Regions from separate parts of the Homo sapiens genome. Here all the other regions are linked to region 1. A link is an interaction called in ENCODE POLR2A ChIA-PET data of the cell type or tissue named here. Cell type or tissue: Caco-2. All regions are shown on one strand. Region 1 holds the start of DDX6 (DEAD-box helicase 6). Region 2 overlaps BCL9L (BCL9 like). Region 3 overlaps LOC124902766 (endogenous retrovirus group K member 7 Env polyprotein-like).

Region 1 (2,500 bases):
TCAGCGATATCACGCAGTTCACAGAGACTTAGCTGTTTGCAGAGCACTAAGAGGATGAAAAGGGCAACCTCTAAAGACCGAACGATATCATCATTACTGTCCATCATGCACAGTAAGACCTCCTATATCCTTAAATCCAAAATGAGACTATGTGATAACTGCTCCCTTCTTAAACTGAAACCTGCACTGCAGCTTTTTCTCAGAGAAGGAAATATTCCTCCTACCCCTTCCCAATTTAGATTTGCAAGTTTTCTACATTTTCAAAAACAAAAAACAAAAAAACAAAAAACAAACAACAAGAAACGTAGACTAGTTGGGAGGAGCCCCTAGCGGAGTTAATTACAGCACTTCACAGATCGTAGTTAGCAATTGACAGTTTCACACCCAAAACAGTATCGTCATCGCCAACAAGAGCTTTTGTTTGCAAATGCAGCGCAGTTTTTCTAGCTTTGCCTGCAAGTTGGAGTGACTGGGTTTTATTCTGAAGGGAAATGGGGGCTGAGGAAGAGAAAGGAGAGAGATACGGGAAAGAGTCATTGACTAATGACTGGAACCCCGTAACTGAAAGGAAATTTCTTGTCCCCCCGCACCCCGCCCCACGCCCCAAACACACACACTTCTGACCATAAACACAAAAGGTTGGGGCTCTGCAATCTTATCTGCGCAATATGAGCCAGCAACCGCTCCATTAGTAGCAAACAATAGGGACTCCCCCAAGGAGGCCCCAAATGGACCCCCTAAACCAGAAATCCCCCTCCTTTCCTCCAAGAGTCGGGGGCTCCATAAATACCCTCTTGTTATTGACCCGCAAGGCCTACTGCAATCAAGCAGCGGCCGGTTTGCTTCTAAACCGAGCCCTCCAATACAGCATGTCCCTGCCGCCCCCTATAGGGCCGCCTCGTACCCTATAACCTCCACCATCATCCCCCTAAGTCCTTGCCGCCCCCTTCGGCCTCATATTCCCTCATCTTCGATAAAGCTACTCCGAGTACTTAGCCTGTTCCTCCTGCCGACCCTGCTGCGCACCACATTCCTATATTCGCCTCCTCTCAGGCGCTCCCACCCCACACAGCTGCCGACCGCCTTCCTCCCCAGGCCCGGCCAGGCCTTAGGCCTCCGCCCGAGAGTCCCCCAGAGCCGGCCCGGGGGGCTCCCCACAGCCCCCAAAGCACCGCTGACCTCGACCCCACCACCTCACCCCAAGCCTCGCGACTCGGGCCCGTGTCCTACCAACGAGGCCACTCCCGCTCGGCACCCTCGGTCCTTTATTGTTGACTCGAAGCTCCCAAAATGGCGGACGCTCCTTCCTCCTCGGAAACCTCCGCCCGCCCCCACCCAGCCCTCTCGCTACGGCCTCCTCTCGCCCCCGCCCCCGCCCCGCTCCGAGGGGCGCGCAGGCCAGCCGCCCGAGCCGCCGGCTCCCCCGGCTGTCCAGCCCTACCTCCTCCGCTGCCCGCTCTCGTGGCGCCGCCGAAGTCGCCGCCTGGCTGAGCTAACTCGGCTCCTCTGCCCCCTCCCTCGCTCGCCCGTTCGCCCGCCCGCCGCCTCCTCCCTCTTTCCCTGCCTCTCCGCATGGCGGCGACCGCGGCTCCTCCTCCACTCAAGATGGCGAAACCTCGGCCGCCGCGGCTATATTCGCCGCGGCGTCACTGCCTTCCTGGCCTGGTGGTGAGAGGAAGTCGGGCCGCGAAAGCTTCCTGAGGAGAAAATGGAGGGCCCTTCTCTCACACCGACGAGAAAAGTTCGAGGGGGAAATACGAGTTCCTTTCTGAAGGGACAGGACGGCTGCTTTTCCACAGCCGCGACGTGATTGAGAAATGGTGGCTGGCAAGGGTAGGCCTGCCTTCGCCCCTCCAAAGTAAAAATCGGGAGTTGAGACCAGAGGAACATCTCTTTATTACATGACTAAGGATATGTTTTGAAAACTGGCCCCCGGGCAGCTGCTCGGGGACAGGAAGCTGACCTGACTTCTCCAGCTGGCCGGGGAGGCTGATGCCGGGCCTAAGGGGCCGCGTCCGAGCCTCTCGGGGCGCGCCTCCATGCAGGAAGGCGCGGAACTAGCGACCCGGAGACGCCGGGCGCGCGTCTGAGTGTGGGGGCAGGAAGGGGGGCCGACCGGGCCCGGAGGCCGCACCAGGCAGGAGGGAGGACTCCAGAGAGTGCGCGGGGGGCGCTGCGCGGTGGGACGGGGCGAGCCTGTAGGGCGCGCCTGGCGGCGGGTAGGCTCCGGGCTTGAGGGTGCGCCTGGGGGCGCTGGTTGTGGGGGAAGGCACCGGGCTTGAGGGTGCACCTGGGCGGGGGAAGTCTTCGGGCATGAGGGCGCGCCTGCGGGTGGTATGGGGGGGTACACCGAGCTTGAGGGTGCGCCCGGGGGGCTCTCATGTGAAGGGTACCAGGCTTGAGGGCGCCCCTGCGGGGGGCGCAGAGGCACCGAGCTTGAGGGTGCGCCTCGGGGGTCTGCGGGGGGAAGGCACCGGACTTGAGCGTGCGCCGGGAGAGG
Region 2 (2,500 bases), 120 kb after region 1:
TGCTCCCTGCGGGGCTGCTGGAGGCTGGGCGGGGACCTGGGGGTGAGGGGGCCCCACCTGCCACCCTGCGGGAGTCTAACCCCAACTTAACCCTAGGGCACATTGGCCTTCGCCACTCCAGCCGTGTCTCTGGGGAGGAAGGCTCCTGGGGGAAGGTTCCAAAGTCCAGGACCTGCCTGGGAAGCAGCCCGCCACCCCCAGCTTCTCCATCACAACCAGGGAAGAGCAGAGGCAGAGGCTGGAGTCACTGAGATACCAGGGCTCTGAGCAGGCTCCTGGCTGGCATGCATCTCAGGCTCTCCCTTCACCAGCTCGCTGATTCTCAAAAGGATCGACCCCATTTCAACGAGGAAACTGAGGTCTGGGAAAAGGAAGTGGCGTGACCTTGAGTCACATATCCAGTATGTGGCAGTGTGGGGACGGACCCTCATTCCAGACACTGCAGTGACCCCACCTCCCCACGCCAGCCATGACTGCTCCTCTGAGCCTGCATCAGATAGTTGGGCTTCCCACATTCCAGCCACAGTGCCCAGGTCCCCCATAAGGGGGGAGGGGCAGGGCAAGGGCCACTCACTACCTATGTTCACAGCCTCAAAAATTGAGAACCTGTAAGAATTTGGGAAGGGGCTATTAGAAAATCAGTCCTCTCCAGTGGCCGTTCAGGCCTAGGCTCCTCCCCAGAAGACTCTTCCAGTCACCCTCCCCTCCGGGACTCCACCCCCTCTCTCCCACCCCGCCGCAGGGCGAGCTGAGTCAAGCGTGGATGAGTCAGGACTTTCCCATCTCACACCTCCCCCCTTTGCCCCTCAAGAGTCTGCCCCAGCTCCCGAAGACCCCTCCTCCTCCACACACTCACAGTCTCCGAAGACACCTGGAAGGCCTGGTGATGGGAAGCCAAGAGGGCTGATCCCAGCCCAATGCAATTTTAAAGCACCCAGTGAAGGGGGCTTGCTAGTACCAGGCCAGGGGCCCTTGAGGTACGAGAAAGCAAAGGGATGGGGCTCTGGGAACACGTCACCGTGCCTCCCTCTTAGGGGGTTAGGTGGGGAGGGGTAGCAAGCTCACAAACAGGGAGCAGGTGCGAGTCACCTGAGTGGAAGGCCAGGCGCATACCAGGAGAATGAATCGGAGGAGCGGAAGAGGCGGCTTGACAAAGGGCCTGAGATATCCATCCGCTCCCCCACCCCGAGTGACGCGAGGGTAGGAGCTAGCAGCCTAAGGGTTGCTAAGGGTTAAAGTGGACTTGATCCTAGCTGGGGGAGGGAGCTGAGGAAGGCTCAGATGCCCAGAGCCTCCAGGTATGACACACCGGCTCTGCTCCACACACAACTACCACAGGTAGGGCAGGCGTTCACACATCCAGTGGCAACCTGCCTGCTCCTAGCTGCCCCCACGTTGGGAGCCTCTGCTTGGCTCACCAGCTGGCCCAGCAGTGTCACTGCCTAGCTCAAAACCACCCCAAAGAGGCAGTGAGGAAATGTTTTGGAGGGTTCATGCTCCTGAGCTGCCAGGGCCCCCTGTGATGACGTGAAAGCCCAGGACCCTGCTGGGGACAACAGGGCGAACGAGATCCTTGGCCTCTGGCTCAGGGAGATACAGCGCCCGAGACGACAGGGTCCCAAATCCCCTTTCTCCTGGGTGTCAGGACCCCTCAGTCCTCAGAAGCTCTCTCCACCACTCAGGTCACTTCCTCTTCCTGAGGTGGTGACTCAGCGGGCAGGGAGGTCAAGGATTCGTAGCCCAGCAGGAAATCTGCTCAAGGACCAAGGTGCTGCTCTGGGACCCTCGATGTGGGGACTTCCAGGCTTAGGGGGCCTTCCCATGGCCCTGGTTCCTAGTAGCTCTCCACACTTCCCCCGACTCTGTGCCAAAGGAGACCATGCAAATCAGCCATTTTTGCTTGGGAGGTTTTCCCTGGGAGTTTCCAGCCCCACCCCACCTGCAGCCCTAGGGTAATGTCAGACAACCCCAGCTCCACAGGACCAGGGAAACTCCTGGTCCCAGACCTTTCTAGTCTGGGATTGTTGAACAGGGTACTGGGGGGTGATCGGCGGTTTTGCCCATTCTGGCCCACTGTCCCTTCTGGAGCCTGCACAGACAAGTGGCATTGCTTGGACAGGCCTGAGGTCACCTCACTTCTCTTGGCTCCTACAGTCATTGTCAGTGTGGCCGGGCCTTGGGAAGCAATCATGGCCTGGCAGTGGGGTGCCCCCAAAGACAGCTACCCAATCCCCAGCTGCTCCCTCCCACAGGGGGAGGGGTAGAGAGGGGGTGGGGGGCACAAGGAAACAAGACAGGGCAGGAAGCCCAGGCAGGCGGCGGGCACTCTGGGCCAGGCACAAACAACCAACACAGGAAACCACAGCCCACCCCCGCCCACCCCACCCGCCCAAGGCTCTGGGAGAGAGGAGTGCCAAAAGCTTGGTACCCCAACAGAGGCAAGGGCCAGGGGTTAGCCCAGGGCAAGGGAGGAGCAAGAAGCTCTCCAGTCCTCTCTCTG
Region 3 (2,500 bases), 75 kb before region 1:
GACCAGCCTGACCAACATGGAGAAACCCTGTCTCTACTAAAAATACAAAATTAGCCGGGCATGGTGACACATGCCTGTAATCCCAGCTACTCAGGAGGCTGAGGCAGAAGAATCGCTTGAACCCAGGAGGCAGAGGTTGTGGTGAGCCGAGATCACACCATTGCACTCCAGCCTGGGCAACAACAGCAAAACTCTGTCTCCAAAAAAAAAAAAAAAAAAAAAAAAAAAAACAGTTATCAGTAAAAAAGGAATGTCTGGGTTATGATAAGTGGATGTGGAGATCAAGGTTTTATCATGTAAATGAAGCCTCCATGTAGCAGGCTTCAGAGAGAATAGATTGTAAATGTTTCTTATCAGAGGTAAGGTTTGTGTTGATGTTGATGCTGGAGGGATAATGAGGCATGTCCAACCTCCTTTTCTATCATGGCCTGAACTAGTTTTTCAGGTTAACTTTGGAATGTCTTTGGCCAAGAGGAGGGGTCCATTCAGATGATTAGGGGGGCCTTAGAATTTTATTTTTTATTTACAGCCCCCAAACCCACATCTGCCCCTGCACACAGTGACTGCCCCCGTTACCCTGGGGAATGGCTGCAGATCCCTCTGTGCATATGGGGTGGGAGGGTGAGGGCGTGGGGAAGAGTCACAGGTTACCTGTGGCACATTGCAGGGTCCTTCCCAAAGGGGCCTGGCCTGTCTCAGGCCACAGGCCCTGGATCCCTGCACTAGCTTAGCTCTGAGGCCTGTGTAAAAGGTTGTGAAACCACACTGCAGTGACTTGATTTTCAGGGTTGCCCCATCTTTTGGCTTCCCTGGGCTGCTCTGGAAGAAGAATTGCCTTGGGCTGCACATAAAATACACTAACGATAGCTGATGAGCTAAAAAAAAAAAAAAAATCACAAAAAAATCTCATGATGTTTTAAGAAAGTTTGAGAATTTGCATTGGGCCGCATTCAAGGCTGTCTCGGGACACATGCACTCTGTGGGCTGTGGGTTGGACAAGCTTGATTTAGGTTTTGTTCCACCAGACTGGAGTGTTTCATCCTGCCTGTGTCTAGCAGCATGTTAGAAGGCTGCATTCTCTTAGCAGAGACCCTGTGATTGAGACAGAGCAGGATTCCTCCTTAGAGGCCTGTGGCTGCTCCCCCGACCACCCCAGCATGGAAATAAAACAAAAACCTTGAGTTCCTTCCTTCAAGGGAAATTCCAGGCACCTAGCTGACCTTGAGAAGTAAATGAGCAACTTGATAAGCCAGAAAGTGTGAAAGGAAGAATAAAATCTTGGGAGCCCAAATTCACTATGCCAAAAAGGAAAAGTTAAGTGTGGAAGCTGAGTCACGGGAGGGGGCGGGAACAAGTGCCTTTCCTTTTGTTTCTAAACTGATAGCTGCAGATGGAAGGCCACAGGTGGCCTCCTTCACCCTGACAATGTAAATTAACAGCTTATCTTTGCAGGCGGGGGATGAGGGTAGGTAAGGGACAAGAGGAGACTAGAAATCATCGTCCCCACCCACTCCAAGATAAATGCATATTTGACTGTTTCCTGTACTCTGTTTATTTTGTCTTATGTAAAGTGCCAATTTACCATGTGAGATGAATACAGAATTGACTGTTCCTTTTACCCCCCGCCCCCACCCCCTTTTTTTTTTTTCTTTTTTTGAGACGGAGTCTTGTTCTGTCACCCAGGCTGGAGTGCAGTGGTGTGATCTTGGCTCACTGCAACTTCTGCCTCCCGGGTTCAAGCGATTCTCCTGCCTCAGCCTCCCCAGTAGCTGGGATTACAGGCGTGCATCACCACGCCTGGCTAATTTTTGTATTTTTATTAGAGATGGGGTTTCGCCTTGTTGGCCAGGCTGGTCTCAAACTCCTGACCTCAGGTGATCCTCCCACCTCGGCCTCCCAAAGTGCTGGGATTACAGGCGTGAGCCACCGTGCCCGGCCTTCTACTCCCTTTTTTTCCTGTGCAACATGTGGATTCAGTGAGCTTAAACAAAGCCGCAAAACAAAGTGACCATATCCTCCCTCTTTTTTTTTTTTTTAATGTTCCCTTTCCCCTCCTGCCTGCTTTTTCCCCTTTACTTTTTATTTTTATTTTTTGAGATGGCGTCTCTCTCTGTCACCCAGGCTGGAGTGCAATAGCGTGATCTTGGCTCACTGCAACCTCCGCCTCCCAGGTTCAAGCGATTCTCCTGCCTCAGCTTCCTGAGTAGCTGGGATTACAGGTGCATGCCACCACACTCGGCTAATTTTTGTATTTTTAGTAGAGACAGGGTTTCACCATGTTGGTCAGGCTAGTCTCAAACTCCTGACTTTGTGATCCAGCTGCCTCGGCCTCCCAAAGTGCTGGGATTACAGGCCTGAGCCACTGTGCCCGGCCACTTTCATGCACGTCCGTGTAAAGAGACCACCAAACAGGCTTTGTGTGAGCAATAAAGCTTTTAATCACTTGGGTGCAGGCAGGCTGAGTCCAAAAAGAGAGTCAGTGAAGAGAGATAGGGGTGGG

The links. Peaks named below come from ENCODE experiments on the same cell type or tissue, not always from the same donor. Only the 100,000 strongest peaks of a DNase experiment are listed, where the experiment ranks them.
Region 2: POLR2A ChIA-PET joins it to region 1 with 33 read pairs; 32 of 35 experiments call an interaction of 5 or more read pairs at or near these places.
Region 3: POLR2A ChIA-PET joins it to region 1 with 15 read pairs; 15 of 35 experiments call an interaction of 5 or more read pairs at or near these places.

Annotation. Positions count from the first base shown.
Region 1 is chr11:118,789,657-118,792,156 of GRCh38, forward strand. DDX6 (DEAD-box helicase 6) reads right to left here and starts at 1,508. Exons shown (of 14, transcript NM_004397.6): 1 at 1,442-1,508. RefSeq lists enhancers at 108-665, 124-303, 1,614-1,723, 2,340-2,500 and silencers at 504-583, 1,214-1,543, 1,994-2,283. In Caco-2, CTCF peaks have their summits at 916 (motif pointing left) and 1,115; DNase peaks (open chromatin) are centred at 1,005, 1,535 and 2,155; H3K4me3 peaks cover 2,500 bases.
Region 2 is chr11:118,911,308-118,913,807 of GRCh38, forward strand. The region is part of intron 2 of BCL9L (BCL9 like); the gene reads right to left. Among named protein-coding and RNA genes, the nearest start is that of MIR4492, 1.8 kb to the left of the region's middle. RefSeq lists enhancers at 1-118, 386-1,585, 661-1,202, 1,203-1,744, 2,423-2,500. In Caco-2, no CTCF peak of the experiment used is centred here; DNase peaks (open chromatin) are centred at 114, 734, 1,144 and 1,714; H3K4me3 peaks cover 1,770 bases.
Region 3 is chr11:118,714,656-118,717,155 of GRCh38, forward strand. The region is part of intron 2 of LOC124902766 (endogenous retrovirus group K member 7 Env polyprotein-like); the gene reads right to left. Among named protein-coding and RNA genes, the nearest start is that of TREH, 36 kb to the left of the region's middle. RefSeq lists enhancers at 941-1,746, 1,747-2,500. In Caco-2, no CTCF peak of the experiment used is centred here; DNase peaks (open chromatin) are centred at 427, 696 and 1,426.